2 separate regions of the Homo sapiens genome follow, and region 2 is linked to region 1. A link is an interaction called in ENCODE POLR2A ChIA-PET data of the cell type or tissue named here. Cell type or tissue: PC-3. All regions are shown on one strand. Each heading gives the region's core, and the rest is flanking DNA. Links, peaks and the distances in the headings are about the cores only. Region 1 overlaps SMURF1 (SMAD specific E3 ubiquitin protein ligase 1). Region 2 overlaps KPNA7 (karyopherin subunit alpha 7).

The links. Peaks named below come from ENCODE experiments on the same cell type or tissue, not always from the same donor. Only the 100,000 strongest peaks of a DNase experiment are listed, where the experiment ranks them.
Region 2: POLR2A ChIA-PET joins it to region 1 with 10 read pairs; 2 of 35 experiments call an interaction of 5 or more read pairs at or near these places.

The regions. Positions count from the first base shown.
Region 1 is chr7:99,068,924-99,077,260 of GRCh38, reverse strand. The region is part of intron 1 of SMURF1 (SMAD specific E3 ubiquitin protein ligase 1); the gene reads left to right. Among named protein-coding and RNA genes, the nearest start is that of SMURF1, 71 kb to the left of the region's middle. In PC-3, for the core only: no CTCF peak of the experiment used is centred there; a DNase peak (open chromatin) is centred at 4,220; H3K27ac peaks cover 400 bases.
Region 2 is chr7:99,183,085-99,191,421 of GRCh38, reverse strand. It overlaps KPNA7 (karyopherin subunit alpha 7), which reads left to right. Exons shown (of 11, transcript NM_001145715.3): 7 at 2,859-3,122; 8 at 6,260-6,493. Among named protein-coding and RNA genes, the nearest start is that of KPNA7, 21 kb to the left of the region's middle. RefSeq lists a silencer at 422-716. In PC-3, for the core only: no CTCF peak of the experiment used is centred there; no DNase peak of the experiment used is centred there.

The sequences.
Region 1 (8,337 bases), core at 242-8,241:
CTAATATTTTAATATAAAAAGTAAGCTTTTACTTTTCCTCATAAATGTTTTTCATATCATCATTCTTTGCAGAAAATTTAAAGATTACAACCAGGTGAAAAGAAGAGAAATAAATTATACCATAATTTATTATTAAAGAAAGATAATTATACTGTATTAGTTGACATCATTCCAGACTCTTAAATACACATTTATCCACATACACACAATTTTACCAAAAAGAGTTTACCTCGTCACTGTTCTGTAACCTTTTTTGTTTTTTTTTTTATTATAGACATTATTTTTTAGAACAATTTTGGACTTATGGAATTATTGCCAAGGTAGGACAGACAGTTCCCATGTTACCCCTTCCGCCCCCACACGCGCACACACGTGCACACACATGCAGGCACACGCACACACATGCACGTGCACACACATACACATGGGCACACGTGCACACATGCACACTTGCACACATGCGCACACACACATGTACATACGCATACACACGTCCAGATTCCCCAATTAACAGCATCTAACATGACTGCAGTACATTTGTTGCAATTAATGAAGCAATTTTAATACACTGTTACTAACTCAAGTCCATGCTTTCACTGTCTTATTTTTTACCTACTGACATGTTCTGTTTCAGGATCCCATCCAGGATATGACATCACATTTAGTTGTCATATTTCCTTAGGTTGCTCTTGGCTGTGACAGTTTCTTAGACTTTCCTTGCTTTTGATGATCTTGACAGCTTTGAGAAGCACTGGTCAGGTATTTGTAGAATGTTCCTCCACTGGAAGTGTTTGATGTTTGTGTCATGATTAGATTGGGATTATGCATTTTAGAGAGGAAGACCACAGAAGTGAAGTACCATTCTCATCGGGTCCTGTCAAAATTTCATGCTCTTAATATCAGCGTGACTTGTCACTGTTGATGTTGACCTTGATCACCTGGCTGAGATGGTGTTCGTCAGGTTTCTCCACTGTAAAGTTACTTTTTTTTCCTCTCTTTCCATACTGGACTCTTTGGAAGGAAGTCACTACACACAGCTCACACTTAAGGAGTAGGGGCTGGGTGTGGGGGCCCACGCCTGTAATCCCAGCACTTCGGTAGGCTGTGGCTGGAGGATCGCTTGAGCCCAGGATTTGAGACCAGGCTGGGCAACATTGCGAGACCCCATCGCTATAAAAAATAAAAAATTAGCCAGGATAAGGTAATGACCTGCAGGACACATGAAGAAGGTGACTGGGGAACTGGCCATGCTCTATTTCCTGACCTGGGTGCTAATTATATACGTGTGTTCAGTTTGTGAGAATTCAGTGAGCTGTACACTCAGATATTTATAAATCAATCATAAACATCAATAGACAGAATAGAAAGTCCAAATATAGACCCATGTCAACTGATGTTCTTCAAAGGTGCCAAGACAATTCGATGATGGGGAAAAAAAGATAGCCTTGTCTAGACTGGAAAATAGGAAATCCAGCCAGAATGAATGGGATATCCTTATGAAAAAAGAATAATAATAAGTCTCAACCCTTACCTCACATCATACACAAAAATTGACCTGTGTGTGATACTCTGAGCTGTTGTTACACATGACACTGATGACACCTAATGTGTGGGTTTTTTTTTTTTTTCCCCACATCAATCCCAATTCTGATGCTAACTGGCTATTCTACAGTTCGATTCAATCCCAACGCTTAATTCCCCAGAATTAGCAAAGACCCCACAGGTTAAGGGCTCAGTCCCACAAGACTACTCCTACCTTATCCATGAGTTGCAAATCAAAGGTTGTCACCTATATTTCTGACTAATAAATAAATCGGGGGTTCCCTTTGCAGGTTCAGTAATTTGCTAGAGGCCTGTAATCCTGTAATCCCAGCACTTTGGGAGGCTGAAGCAGGCAGATCACTTGAGGCCAGGAGTTCAAGCCCAGCCTGAGCAACAGACTGAGATTCCAGCTGTACAAAAAATTAAACAAAATGAGCCAGGCTTGGTGGCGCATGCCTGTAGTCCCAGCTACTTGGGGAGGCTGAGGTGGGAGGATCGCTTGAACCTGGGAGGTTGAGGCTGCAGTGAGCTGTGATTGTGCCACTGCACTCCAGCCTGGGTGACAGAGTGTAGACCCTGTCTCAAAATAATAATAATTTGCTAGAATGTCTCCAGGAGTCAGGAAAACACTACTTACTACTGCTACTTCCACCTCCTTGCTAGCACTTAGTATTGTCAGTCTTTTTAATTTTAGCAATTCTAGTAGGTATGTGGTGGTACCTTACTGTGGTTTTCATGTGCATTGTGCATTGTACCAATGATTATTGATACTGAGCATGTTTTTCTGTGCTTATTGGCCATGTGATGTCTTTTTTGGTAAGGTGTCTATTTAAAAGTTAATTTTAAAAATTTTTATAGAGATAGGGTCTCACTGTTTTGCCCAGGCTGATCTTGAACACCTGGACACAAGTCATCCTCCCACCTTGGCTTCCCAGTGTTGGGATTACAGTTGTGAGCTGCTGTGCTCAGCCAAATATCAATTTTTTAATTGGATTGGGTTTTTTTTTTAAATTGAGTTGTAGAGTTCTTTATTCTAGATGCAGGTCTTTTGTTGGTCATATGGGTTGTTAATATTTTCTCCCAGTCTGTCTCTTGCCCTTTCATTTTCCTAATGGTATCTAGTTTTTACGTTATTGTATTTAATTTTTATGTTTCTGCTCCGTTTGAGGCCAATTTTTGTGTATGATGTGAGGTAAGGGTTGAGACTTATTATTATTCTTTTTTCATAATGATATCCCATTCATTCTGGCTGGATTTCTTATTTTCCAGTCTAGACAAGGCTATCTTTTTTCCCCCATCATCGAATTGTCTTGGCATCTTTGAAGAACATCAGTTGACATGGGTCTATATTTGGACTTTCTATTCTGTCTATTGATGTTTATGATTGATTTATAAATATCTGAGTGTACAGCTCACTGAATTCTCACAAACTGAACACATGTATATAATTAGCATCCAGGTCAGGACATAGAGCATGGCCAGTTCCCCAGTCACCTTCTTCATGCGTCCTTCAGGTCATTACCTTATCCTGCTAAAGGATAATCACTAGCCTAACTTTAACAGCATATATTAGTTCTGTCTGCTTTTGTACTTTATATAAGTGGCATTGTATGAAATGTATTGTCTTGTGGCTTTCATTGAATATTATGTTTGTGAGATTCATTCATAAATGTGTGTGTTGTTAGGATCTGCCATTCTCATTGCTGTATAGTATTCCATTTTGTGATGACCACAACTTTTTTATTGTTTGTATTGTTGATGGACATCTCAATGGTTCTCAGTTCCAAAACTGAGTACAATCAAACAGTACAATCAATAAAAGAACTATTAGGAACTGTGCTACTATTATTTATTATCCTTTTACTACATGGTGAGCATGTATCTGTGCATTTGCATTGAGGACATACCTAAGGGTGAAATTGCTGGGTCATGACCAATTTTTTTTTTTTTTTTGAGATGGAATCTCACTCTGTCACCCAGGCTGGAGTGCAGTGGCATGATTTTGGCTCAGTGCAACCTCAGCCCCCTGGGTTCAAGCGATTGTCCTGCCTTAGCCTCCCAAGTAGCTGGGATTATAGGTGCATGCCACCATACCCAGCTAATTCTTTATATTTTTGGTAGAGACGGGGTTTCACCATGTTGGCCAGGCTGGTCTCGAACTCCTGACCTCATGTGATCCACCTGCCTTGGCCTCCCAAAGTGCTGGGATTACAGGCGTGAGCCACTGTGTCTGGTTGATTTTTTTTTTTTTTAAGTTTTAAATGATCTTATGAATCTATTGTTAGCTACATCGACTGGAAACGTTTAATGTTGTGACAAATTTTTTCTTTTTTTTTTTTTTGAGATGGAGTCTCACTCGTTGCCCAGGCTGGAGTGCAGTTGCGTGATCTGGACTCACTGCAACCCACGCCTCCCAGGTTCAAGCAATTCTCCTGCCTCAGTCTCCCGAGTAGCTGGGATTACAGGTGCCCAACACCAGGCCCAGCTAACTTTTTTTGTATTTTTAGTAGAGACGGGGTTTTACCATTTTGGCCAGGCTGGTCTCGAGCTCCTGACCTTGTGATCCACCCGCCTCGGCCTCCCAGACTGCTGGGATTACAGGCATGAGCCACCAAAATGTTTTCATTCTAATGCTCAGTTGTCTTGATGAAGTAGCGTGAGTCAGTGAATGCTGTGGTTTTCATTGAGGAGATGGATCAGTTCTTATCTCCGTCACTAACTTTGCCAGGTCACCTCGAGCTGTTGCTTAATCTCTCTGAGCTTCTATTTTCCTTCTATGCTCAATCAAGTTGAGCATAATTATTTTACCCTGATTTATACTGTGATGTGAATAATGATTAGCCAAATAATTATAATGGCTTTTATGATAAAACCAGGCAAAATAATACCGTTAAATACTTCAGTGTTATGGAAGTAGCACTATAAAATGATAAATAGGAAAGAAATTATAAGGCACTTTGTTTTAGAAGATTGTGTGTATTTCCTGGGGTTTTCATAGCCACGTGTGGGGTTTTTGCAGTGTATTACCTTGCTAAACTTCATCCTCACCTTCGGATTTTCTTTTCTTTTCTTTTTTTGACATAGAATTTTGCTCTGTCTCCAGGCTGGAGTCCAATGGCAGAATCTTGGCTCACTGCAGCCTTCGTCCCCCAGGTTCAAGTGATTCTTCTGCCTCAACCTCCCCAGTAGCTGGGATTATAGGCTTGCGCCACCACGCCTGGCTAATTTTGTATTTTTAGTAGTGGTAGGGTTTCACTGCGTTGGTCAGGCTGGTCTCAAACTCCTGACCTCAGGTGATCCACCTGCCTTGGCCTCCCAAAGTGCTGGTGAGCCACCACGCCTGGCCGCCTTTGGATTTTCTGTTGATCTTTCTATGTGTCAAATTAATACTGCCTCGGTTGGAAATGTTGACTCACACCTGGAATTCCAGCACTCCGGGAGGCTGAGGCAGAAGGATTGCTGAGACCAAGAGTTTGAGACCAGCCTGGGCAACATAGCAAAATCCTATCTCTATAAAATAATAATACTGCCTCATTTGGTAGAACACAGAGAGAGAAAATACTGACATTGCTTTCTCTTGCTATTACTTATGATTACTTTTTTTTTTCCTTTCTTCTTCTTATTTATTTATTCTTTTAAAGAGACGGCATCTCACTCTGTTGCCCAGGCTGGAGTGCGGTGGTGCAGTCATAGCTTACCGCAGCCTTGAACTCTTGGGTTCAAGCAGTTCTCCTCCCTCAGCCTCCTGAGTAGCTGGTGCTGAGTAGTGCAAACCACTGAACTGGCTAATTTCTATTTTTTTTTTTTTAAGATACAGTGTCTTGTTACGTTGCTCAGGGGTGGTCTCCAACTCCTGGGCTCAAGGAATCTTCCTGCCTCAGCCTCCCAAAGTGCTGGGATTACAGGCATGAGCCGCTGAGTCTGGCCTTGCCCTTGTTCCGCTGTAAAACATTCCACTGGGTTTATTTAAGACAGAAACATTATCTGGAGATAGAAATTGTCCTATATAGATAGACTTTAATGAGACACTTTTCTTACCTTCCAAAGCAAAGGTGTTAGCCTATAATACTTAAGAAAAAACCAAACGAAAGAAAACAATAGCTTTGGCAATTGCTTCCTGTGTGCGACCTGTCTTCTTTCTCCATCCAGGAAGAGCTCCTACTTCAGGGGCTGCAGATTCTGTGAGGGTGTTGGGAAAAATAACATTTTAATGTTAAAAAATAGAGAGTGATCCCCAGTTACCGGTTTTCTTGGAATGTGATGGTGTAACAAATCCTTGAAGATCATTCCTTAAGATGTAAAAATGACGGTTCCTTCATGAGAGCTTTGTTCAAATAAAAAGTTCCGTGTCCCGTTTTTGGCCGGGCGCGGTGGCTCACGCCTGTAATCCCAGCACTTTGTGAGGCCGAGGCGGGTGGATCACCTGAGGTCAGGAGTTCGAGACCAGCCTGGCCAACATGGCGAAACCTCGTCTCTACTAAAAATACAAAAATTAGCCGGGCATGGTGGCACATGCCTGTAATCCCAGCTACTAGGGGGGCTGAGGCAGGAGGATCGCTTGAACCTGGGAGGTGGAGTTTGCAACGAGCTGAGATCGTGCCACTGCACTCCAGCCTGGGCAACAGAGCAAGACTCCATCTCAAAAAAAAAAAAAAAAGTTCCAAATGCCCTCTGGACTTTAGTACTTGTTTTTTGACATGTACTTTATTACTTTATTTCTCCCTCATTATAATAATACTTCTGCTTTGAACCTGCAGAATATATATATATATTTTATTTCCAAAGAATCAGATCTTCCAGGCAGTAGTGTGCAAAGCTTCCAGGCTCTCGACTCCTTGTGAACATGGCATAGGAGTCAGACACATCACATTGTGGCGCTTGCAAAACAGTTGTTTTCATACATTCATTCAAGCAGGCAGTTATCCATTGATTTCAACAAACATTGATCAAGCGCTAATTTCTGCCAGGCCCTGTGCTTCCGTGCTAGGAATGTAATGGTTGAGAAGGCAGCGTCTGCCTTCTTGATGCTTACATTCTAGTGGGTTAACTACACAGTTAAAAAAAAAAAAGTCATTACCTAATACCATTTAACAAATATGTTTAAAGTCAACTGCATGTGCCAGGCACTGTTTCAGCCTCTGGGGAGACAGTGGTTAAGAATAAAAGACACAGTACTTGCTTCAGTGGAGCTAGGCATTAAGAAGAATGCAAATAAAGAAAGGGTTTAATTTCAGGCTCTGCAAAGAGCTATGATGATGCCGCATTAATGTAGAGTGGGATGGGGGTGCAGCAGAGATGCCTTCACCCATGAATTAGGAAAAAAATCCATCTGTCTGTGTGTCCATGTCCCTCATCCTATGAGAATAAGAAGAGAATAGTGTTTCTAGAAGAGCTTTCTGGACTAGAAAGGATCACACAGATAGTATTAATGTTTGGTGCTGGCAGGGAACCCGTGGGGACAGGCAGCAGGTGGCACATCCCCACCTCGTCCTTGGGGCTCAGTTGTGTCTCACAGAAGAGACAGTTTTTGCCACAACAGCTCTGCCTAACCCTGCCACGTTTGGGGTATGATCTGAATTCTGTCACACTTCTGATGGCAAATAGTTCACATGATTTTGTCATTTATTTTTAATTTAGTGCAATTGTAGAAGATGAACTGTAACATCCATATTTTAAGCAAACAGGTGTTTTGAAAACTTACCTCAGGACTGTCACTTTACCAGAGATCTGTTCCCACCTCCAAAGCCAATAGGCATGGCCGGTGGGTGCTAAAGTGTGTTTTGTTAACTTAGACAGTTTTCCCCGCAGGAAGAAATCATTTGATCATTTAATGGTGTCTGAATAGTGGAAACATGTGTGAGTCTTGTGTATGCATAAACTTACTGAGCAAGATTGGAAAGAAGTGTTTGTTTCAGTTGCAGATAATGGAATGGAGTTCAGTTCTCCTGTATGGGCTTAACATTTTTGGCATTTGAATCTGTTGATATAACTGAAATGTGACTTTTTTTCCTTCAATGCAAATTTGAAGATATCCTAAATTTGTATCAGAATTGACAGATCAGTGGCTCTGGTACAGTGGCCTTGGAAGTGGCACAGCACTTGGGGAGGCTGAGGCGGGAGGATTGCTTAAGCTCAGTTTGATACCAGCCTGGGCAACATAGTAAGACCTTGTCCCTACAAGAAATTGAAAAATTAGTCAGGGGTGGTGGTGCATGCCCTGTAGTCCCAGGTACTCAGGAGGCTGTGGTGGGAGCATCACTGGAGCCCAGGAGTTCGAGACTGCAGTGAGCTGTGTTCGTGCCACTGCATTCTAGCCTGGGTGACAGAGCGAAACGCTGGCCCAGAAAATGAATGAATGAATGGATGGATGGATGGTTCCTCCCTCAGAGGGGCCTAACTTAGCTGGGGAACAAAGCCACCTGTATGGGAAGTAATTGAATACTAAACTATATGATTCTTAAATAGGATTAAAAAGAGGGAGCTGATCACTGATGGTTAGAGTTGTAATTCCCAGAGCAGTCGAAACATTTATGTACATGTGGGGATCAGTATAATATTGCCCAGTTTTTATTTTGCTAAGTCACTGCTCTGTCACCGTTTTTTGTTACCTCTTTCATTAAAGAAAGAACATTTTAACATGAAAAAAGCAGGAAAGACATAACATCACAACAAAGAACAGCCACTTAAAATTAGTTTCGTTTTATGAAAACCCCGCTTACATTGTCCTTATTTTTTTGGTTTTGGCACTAGTGAAAATGTCATCACAGACTGACGTTTGGGAAACACTGGCTTGAG
Region 2 (8,337 bases), core at 332-8,331, 110 kb before region 1:
AGCACTTTGGGAGGCCGAGGTGGGCAGATCACGAGGTCAAGAGATCAAGACCATCCTGGCCAACACGGTGAAACCCCGTCTCCTAAAATTACAAAAATTAGCTGGGTGTGGTGGCACGCACCTGTACTCCCAGCTACTCAGGAGGCTGAGGCAGGAGAATCTCTTGAACCTGGGAGGTGGAGGTTGCAGTGAGCCGAGATTGTGCCACTGTACTCCAGCCTGGTGACAGAGCAAGACTCCATCTCAAAAAAAAAAAAAAAATTGTATAGCAGAGGGAGATGGTGAAGCAGGTGGGTCTGGGACATAGCCATTCTAGACGTGAAAGGGAGACAGCAAGAAGCCAGGATGCCCCTAGGTTTCAGGTTAGATTGTTCAGATGATTGTCTTCCTAGAGAAAGGGGAAAAGTGCAGGAAAAAAAGAAATTGGAGCTTGTGTTGCAGGCATGAAGTTGAGGCGAGTTGGAGACACCATTGCAGCAGAGTCGGATTGACAGATGTACCTTGCTAGGTGACATATGTGTATATGTCACCCAGCCAGGCAAGGTCAGCTGGGGCCAGGGGTCACAAACATGACCTGGCTGGCCGCTTGCTTTGTAAATAGTTTTATCAAGCTGGGCATGGTGGCACGTGTCTGTAGTCCCAGCTACTTGGGAAGGCAAGGCGAGAGGATCGCTTGAGTTTGAGGCTGCAGTGAGCTGTGATTGCACCACTGCACTCCAGCCTGGGTGATGGAGTGAGACCCTGTCTCCCCCCAAAAAAAAAAAAAAAGTTTTACTGGCATGCAGCCACACTCATTTACATACTGTCTGGTCTACAAGGACAGTTGTTGTTGCCACAGAAGCCACAGGCTAAAAATGTTTAAGATCTGGCCCTTTACCGAAAAAGTTTTCAACCCCTGACCTAGAGTGTGAGGAGAGCCTGAGACCCAGTCCTGTGGGCTCTAAGGTTCTAAATTCAGGCAGAGCCTGCCAAAAAGACTAAGTAGAAACAGCTAATTTGGCCATAGAAAACCAGGTTTGGTGTCACAGTTGCCAAGAAGAGCTCTTTCTTTTTTTTCTGCTTTTTTTTCTGCTTTTTTTTTTTTTTGAGACAGAGTCTTGCTCTGTCACCAGGCTGGAGTGCAGTGGTGCAATCTCAGCTCACTGCAACCTCCGCCTCCTGGGTTCAAGCGATTCTTCTGCTTCAGCCTCCCGAGTAGCTGGGATTACAGGCACATGCCACCCCGCCTGGCTAATTTTTGTGTTTTTAGTAGAGACGGGGTTTCACCATCTTGGCCAGGCTGGTCTTGAACCCCTGACCTCATGATCCACCTGCCTCGGCCTCCCAAAGTGTTGGGGTTACAGGTGTGAGCCACCACGCCCAGCCGAGAGCTCCTTCAAAAAGAAAGGGCTGACTACTAACCACAGCTGAGAGGGACAGTAACTTTAGGACCAAGAAGCAGCTGCTGTGTTTGGTGACTTGGAAGGAGCTGATTCCCATCCCTAACCCCAAAGAAGGGTTAGAAACATGACTAGAATGGCCTGAAGAACAACTGGAGGCCAGGCGCTTATGTCTGTAATCCCAGCATTTTGGGAGGCCGAGGCAGGAGGATCCCTTGAGCCCAGGAGTTTGAGACCAGCCTGGGCAACATAGCAAGACTTTCCTCTACAAAAAGCATGTCTAGCCACAGCTACTCAGGAGGCAGAAGTAGGAGGATCACTTGGGCCTGGGAGGTTGAGGCTGTAGTGAGCTATGATCACGGCACTGCACTGCAGCCTGGGCAACAGAGTGAGACCCTGTCTCAACAAACAAACAAAAAACCCCAACAATTGGGAATCTGGGAGGTAGACAGTGAATATAGATGCCTCTCTGAGGGTAGACTCTGAAAGACAGAAGTGTGATGATGGCTGAAAGGGGCAGAAGGGGAGGGGCTGACAGTCCCAGGGTATGTTTCCTTACTGGTGGGAGTGATTTGGGGGCAGGGATGATTCTGGGCGGAATCTTTAAAGGCAAAAAGTAAGGGCCAGGTGTGGTGACTCAGGCCTGTCATCACTTTGGGAGGTGGAGGTAGGCAGATCACTTGAGCCCAGGAGTTGAAGTCCAGACTGGGCAACATAGCAAGACCCCTGTCTCTACTAAAACTAAAACTAATAATAAAAGGCCAAAAGGGATGGGATCCAGAGGCAGAGTAGGAAGACTGATTCTCAATTAGAAGATTAGAAATCTGGGGATGACATGCCAGTAGTGTTTTAGACCAGTGGGAAGACCAAGTAACTCCTGCTTGATCTTGTTGTCAGTGAAAAATGAAATTAGGTCATCAATCAAATGGGAAAGGACATTTTGAAAGACAAAGGAAACCTCCATCTAACATTGGAATGTGAAATACGAACCTCGTTCTGTGTCCCTAATACACATCACTGCCTAGAACACATTTCTATTTGAAGTTCAAAAGCTCTCGTTCAGTCGGGCACAATGGCTCACCCCTGTAATCCCAGCACGTTGGGAGGCTGAGGCCGGCAGATCACTTGAGGCCAGGAGTTCAAGACCAGTCTGGGCAACATGGTGAAACCCCATCTCTACTAAAAATACAAAAATTAGCTGGGCGTGTGTGGTGGCGGGCACCTGTAATCCCAGCTACTCAGGAGGCTGAGGGAGGAGAATCACTTGAATCCAGGAGGCAGAGGTTGCAGTGAGCCAAGATTGCATCACTGCACTCCAGCCTGGGTGACAGAGCAAGGCTGTCTGAAAATAATAAATAAAATTTTAAAAAGCTCTGGTTCATGCTGATCTATGGTATTGATTGGAAATGGTAAGAACACACTGCTGTTTGCATTTTCTCTCCTTTGCACCCAATGCTGGAGGCAGTCTCCTTGTTACAGATCACATTTCTGCGGAACATCACGTGGACCTTGTCGAATCTGTGCCGAAACAAGAACCCATACCCTTGCGACACTGCGGTGAAGCAGATACTGCCGGCCCTCCTTCACCTCCTGCAGCACCAGGACAGTGAGGTTCTCTCGGATGCCTGCTGGGCACTGTCCTACCTCACCGACGGCTCCAACAAGCGCATCGGCCAAGTGGTTAACACGGGGGTCCTGCCCAGGCTGGTAGTGCTCATGACCAGCTCAGAACTCAATGTCTTGGTAAATGCAATCCTGGGCCCTGTGGATTCGAGTCCTCGGGTCATAGTCACTTTAGCAGGTTCTGGGGCAAGGTTTGTCATCTGCATTTCCCTGGTCTTTGCTTTTTTTTTTTTTTTTTTTTTTTTGAGACAGAGTCTTGCTCTGTCACCCAGGCTGGAATGCAGTGGCACAATCTCAGCTCATTGCAACCTCTGCCTCCCAGGTTCAAGCGATTCTCCTATCTCAGCCTCCTGGGTAGCTGGGATTATAGATGCCAACGACCACGCCCGGCTCATTTTGTATTTTTAGTAGGGACAGGGTTTTACCATGTTGGCCAGGCTAGTCTCGAACTCCTGACCTCAGGTGATCCTCCTGCCTCGGCCTCCCAAACGACTGGGATTAGAGGTGTGAGCCACTGTGCCTGCCCATCTTTGCTACTCTGTGGCCAAAAGCTTGAATCTATTTTGATGTCAAATCCTAGTGGGTTTTTTTTTTTTTTTTTTTTTTTTTTTTTTTTTTTTAAAAAAAAAGGCCGGGCACGGTGGCTCACAGCTGTAAAAATACAAAAATACAAAAATTTATTTGTAAAACACCAAAGAATTAACTGAGTGTGATGGCGCACAGCTGTAATTCCAGCTACTCGGGAGGCTGAGGCAGGAGAATTCCTTGAACCCAGGAGGTGGAGGTTGCAGTGAGCTGAGATCGTGCCACTGCTCTCCAGCCTGGGTGACAGTGACATTCCATCTCAAAAAAAAAAAAAAAAAATTAGCTGGGTGTGGTGGTGCATACCTGTAGTCTCAGCTACTGGGGAGGCAGAGTTGGGAGAATTTATTGAGCCCAGAAGTTTGAGGATGCAGTGAGCTGTGATGGCACACTGTACTCCAGCCAGAGTGACAGTGAGACTGGGGATTAAAAAAAAAAACAACCCATTATCCTCTCCCCAGTTTGTTCTCTTAGACTAGCTCAGATATAGGCAGAAAGCAAGTAAAACCATTACTAATTGCTTTTCTAGGTTATTATTTTTTTTGTGTGTGAGACGGAGTCTCTCTGTCATCCAGGCTGGAGTGCAGTGGTACAATCTTGGCTCACTGCAACCTCCACCTCCCGACTTCAAGCAATTCTCTTGCCTCAGCCTCCTGAGTAGCTGGGATCACAGGCACCCACTACCATCACGCCCAGCTAATTTTTGTATTTTTAGTAGAGACAGGGTTTCACCAGGTTGGCCAGGCTGGTCCTGAACTCTTGACCTCAGGTGATCTGCCCACCTCAGCCTCCCAAAGTGCTGGGGTTACAGGCATGAGCCACTATGCCCTGCCGCTTTGCTATGTTATTAAACATGTCACCTACATCATATACTGCTTTGAAATGTGGGTGCATTATATTGAAGATGTCTCTATGCTGCCTGCTCTTTATTTTCTTAATATTTTACCTAATATTGCATATTCTGCAGCCTTAGTGATCATCTATTTTGAGATTAGCATAGGACTTCTCAGATGTTGAGTTGGTTTCGGGATAGTGCTAGGGGCATGGAGAGTATGAGATAAGACAAGCCATTTTTGTTGTTGTTGTTGTTGTTTTTTGACAAAGTCTCACTCTGTTGCCAAGGCCGGAGTGTGGTGATACAATCTTGGCTCCCTGCAACCTCTGTCTCCTGGGTTCAAGAAATTTTCCTGCCTCAGCCTCCCAAGTAGCTGGGACTACAGGTGTGCACCACCACACCCAGCTAATTTTTGTATTTTTAGTAGAGACGGTGTTTCCCCATGTTGGCCAGGCTGGTCTCAAACTCCTGGACTCAAGTGATCCATCCGCCTCGGCCTCCCAAAGTGGAGAAGTAAATTCTCTAAGAAGTTGCTTACCCCCGGGTTCTGGGGCCTATTTGGAGCTGCCCTGGTAAGGCCATGACTGGCCTGAAGTACACTTCTACCTCTCACTTTGGTATCAGGTAAGTAGCCTAATAGGCTAGGAAAATTCTAGAACTGTTGCTGGGCTTTACTGGGGCTGCCACTACAGTACAGAGAAATCTGAATAAAGCCATAGTCAGCTATTGTAGGAGAGTTGTTGTTTTGAGCCCAATCGTAGACCTGTCCTGGGGATCTTCTGAGCCATTATGAAGGGCTTCCCAATCACACCAGGAAATGGCATTGAGATCTCATTATCTCCAATTAAATATGCAACACGCTTGACACTGATAAATACTAATTCAGTCATTATACGATAAAGAGTATAGTCACTGGGCGCAGTAGCTCATGCCTATAATCCCAGCACTTTGGGAGGCCGAGGTAGGCAGATCACTTGAGGTCAGGAGTTCAAGACAAGCCTGGGCAACATGGTGAAACCTTGTCTCTACAAAAGATACAAAAATTAGCCAGGCATGGTGGTGCACACCTGTAATCCCAGCTTCTCAGGAGGCTGAGGCAGGAGAATTGCTTGAACCCAGGAGGCAGAGGTTGCAGTGACAACCAAAATCGTACCACTATACTCCAGTCTGGGTGACAGCAAGACCTTGTCTCAAAAAACAAACAAACAAACAAAACACTATCGTCAATTTAGCATTTGATGATGAAACTGAAAGCATATGAAAAGTCCAACAGCATTTCTCGATAAAGGTATTTCTTGGGTATTTCTGTCCCACTTGAGCCAAACAAGTGGGAAGCCAGAAAGTTCCTTTAAGTCACCTTTAAACATCCATGGGCCAGGCACAGTGGCTCATGATTGTAATCCCAGCACTTTGGAAAGCCAAGGCAGGATCACTTGAGACCAGCCTGGACAACATAGCAAGACCCCCGTCTCTACAAAAAACTTAAAAATTAGCCGGGCATGGTGGCACATCCGTATAGTCCCAGATACTTGGGAGGCTGGGGGAGGAGGATCACTTGAGCCCAAGAGTTGAAGGCTGCAGTGAGCTATGATCATGCCACTGCATTCCAGCCTGGGTAACAGTAAAGACCCTGTCTCTTTATAAATAAATAAATAAAAAATAAATTAAAAGGCCATGGATGAATTGAATAATGATCACAGATACAATTCCTGTTCACAGGCTGTCAGACAACCATCGGCTATAGCATGACAATGTTTGGGAGAGAACAGAACTTGGTGTGATTGTTGCCTTCTCCTGGGATAGACTTGAAATACTTAGACTTCTAGCCTTGCTCTTCCAGACTCCTTCTCTCCGCACCGTGGGGAACATTGTCACGGGCACAGATGAGCAGACGCAGATGGCCATTGATGCGGGTATGCTGAACGTGCTCCCCCAGCTCCTGCAACACAACAAGCCCTCCATCCAGAAGGAGGCAGCCTGGGCCCTGAGCAACGTAGCAGCGGGGCCTTGTCACCACATCCAGCAGCTGCTTGCCTACGACGTCTTGCCTCCCTTGGTGGCTCTGCTAAAAAACGTAAGTGGCGCACACAGCAACCATGGCAAAGGACTACTTTCCAATAGCCCTGGGTTGAACTCCTTCAGGAATCCAGACACAGGTGCAGAAGCAAATTGAGATCACAGCAGAGCTCTGAAACCTCAGAGTCCTAGCTTTGCCTGAAAAAAAGGAAGGGGGCGTTCCATTCTGAAGAACCCATTAAAGATTTGGAAGACGGAACAAGCATTATTCAATGACAAGGTGACCCCATGGCTCAAACATCCAGAAAGCTCTTGAGCTAGTAAATATTGGCTTATGTCTAAGCGGTGGTGAAAGAATGTGCCATCTATTCTCTCCCTACCAAAAGAGGGTGGAGCTTTTATTTTTAGGAGGAAAAACATATCATGCTATGGTGATATCATACACTGAAGGAAAGCAAAGTTAAATTGATTAAAGTGGTAATGTCAACAAAATTCAAATCTAAACATAGAAAAACAACAAAGCAGGCTGAGTGCAGTGGCTCACGACTGTAATTCCGACGTTTTGGGAGGCCCAGTCAGGTGGATAGATTGAGTTCAGGCGTTTGAGACCAGCCTGGGCAATGTGGCGAAACTCTTTCTCTACAAAAAATATACGTATACAAAAATTAGCCAGGCTTGGTGGCATATGCCTGTAGTCCCAGCATCTTGGGAGGCTAAGGTAGGAGGATCAATTGAGCCCGGGAGGTCAAGGCTGCTGTGAGCTAAGATCACACCACTGCACTGTAGCCTCTGTGACACAGTGAGACCCTGTCTCAAAAAAAAAAAAAAAAAAGGTTGTGGGCAGGCACAGTGGCTTATGTCCGTAATCCCAGCACTTTGGGAGGCCAAGGCAAGTGGATCACCTGAGATCAGGGGTTCGATACCAGCCTGGCCAACATGGTGAAACCCCATCTCTACTAAAAACACAAAAAATTAGCCAGGTGTGGTGGTGGGTGCCTGTAATCCCAGCTACTTGGGAGGCCTAAGACAGGAGAATCACTTGAACCTGGGAGGGTGGAGGTTGCAGTGAGCCACGATCATGCCACTATACTCCAGCCTGGGCAGCAAGAGTAAAACTGTCGCAAAAAAACAAAAACAAAAAAACATTATTTCTCCTGATTTGTACTCCCCTTTTGCAGGAGCAATGACTATCCTTGGCATTTTTCTTTTTGCCACCTTTAAAGGAATTAGCTATGTTTAAACCATCTATAGTCAGGAGTGGTTACCTTGGGCTGGGGGTGGGGAGGCAGGTGGAGTCTCATGGGGTTGAGGAGAAGCTACTGGCGGTGTTCCTGTTCTCAGGCTGGGTAGTGAGTTCCCAGGATGCACCAGGTATGACAAGCTAGGCAAGAGAGAAAGACCAGGTGTGTTGCCCAAATTATAGCATCTTCCAATCTGTTCAGTACTTGTGGTCCTGCACGCCTCTGTAAATCTGTACATATTCTAGTGAGAAACATCTAGTTATGAATCAAAGGACATTTATATTTCAAGTGGTATCTTTTGAACTATAACTTGCTTGGAGCCATAAGTTATTTGTTTTGTTTTGTTTTTTATGCTGAGGTCAGTTTTCCCCAACCATAAAATGGGAATAAATCCTACCCAGGAATAGAAGAATAGAAGATAAATTCCTCCTGTATCTCTGGCCAAGTGCATTTTATAAATGCAAAGGTTTATTGAGCAATTATTATTATTATTGGAGATGGAGTCTCGCTCTGTCACCCAGACTGGAGTGCAGTGGGACAATTTTGGCTCACTGCAACCTCTGCCTCCTGAGTTCAAGTGATTCTCCTTCCTCAGCCTCCTAACTGGGATTACAGGCACACGCCTCCACACCCGGCTAATTTTTTGTATTTTAATAGAGAC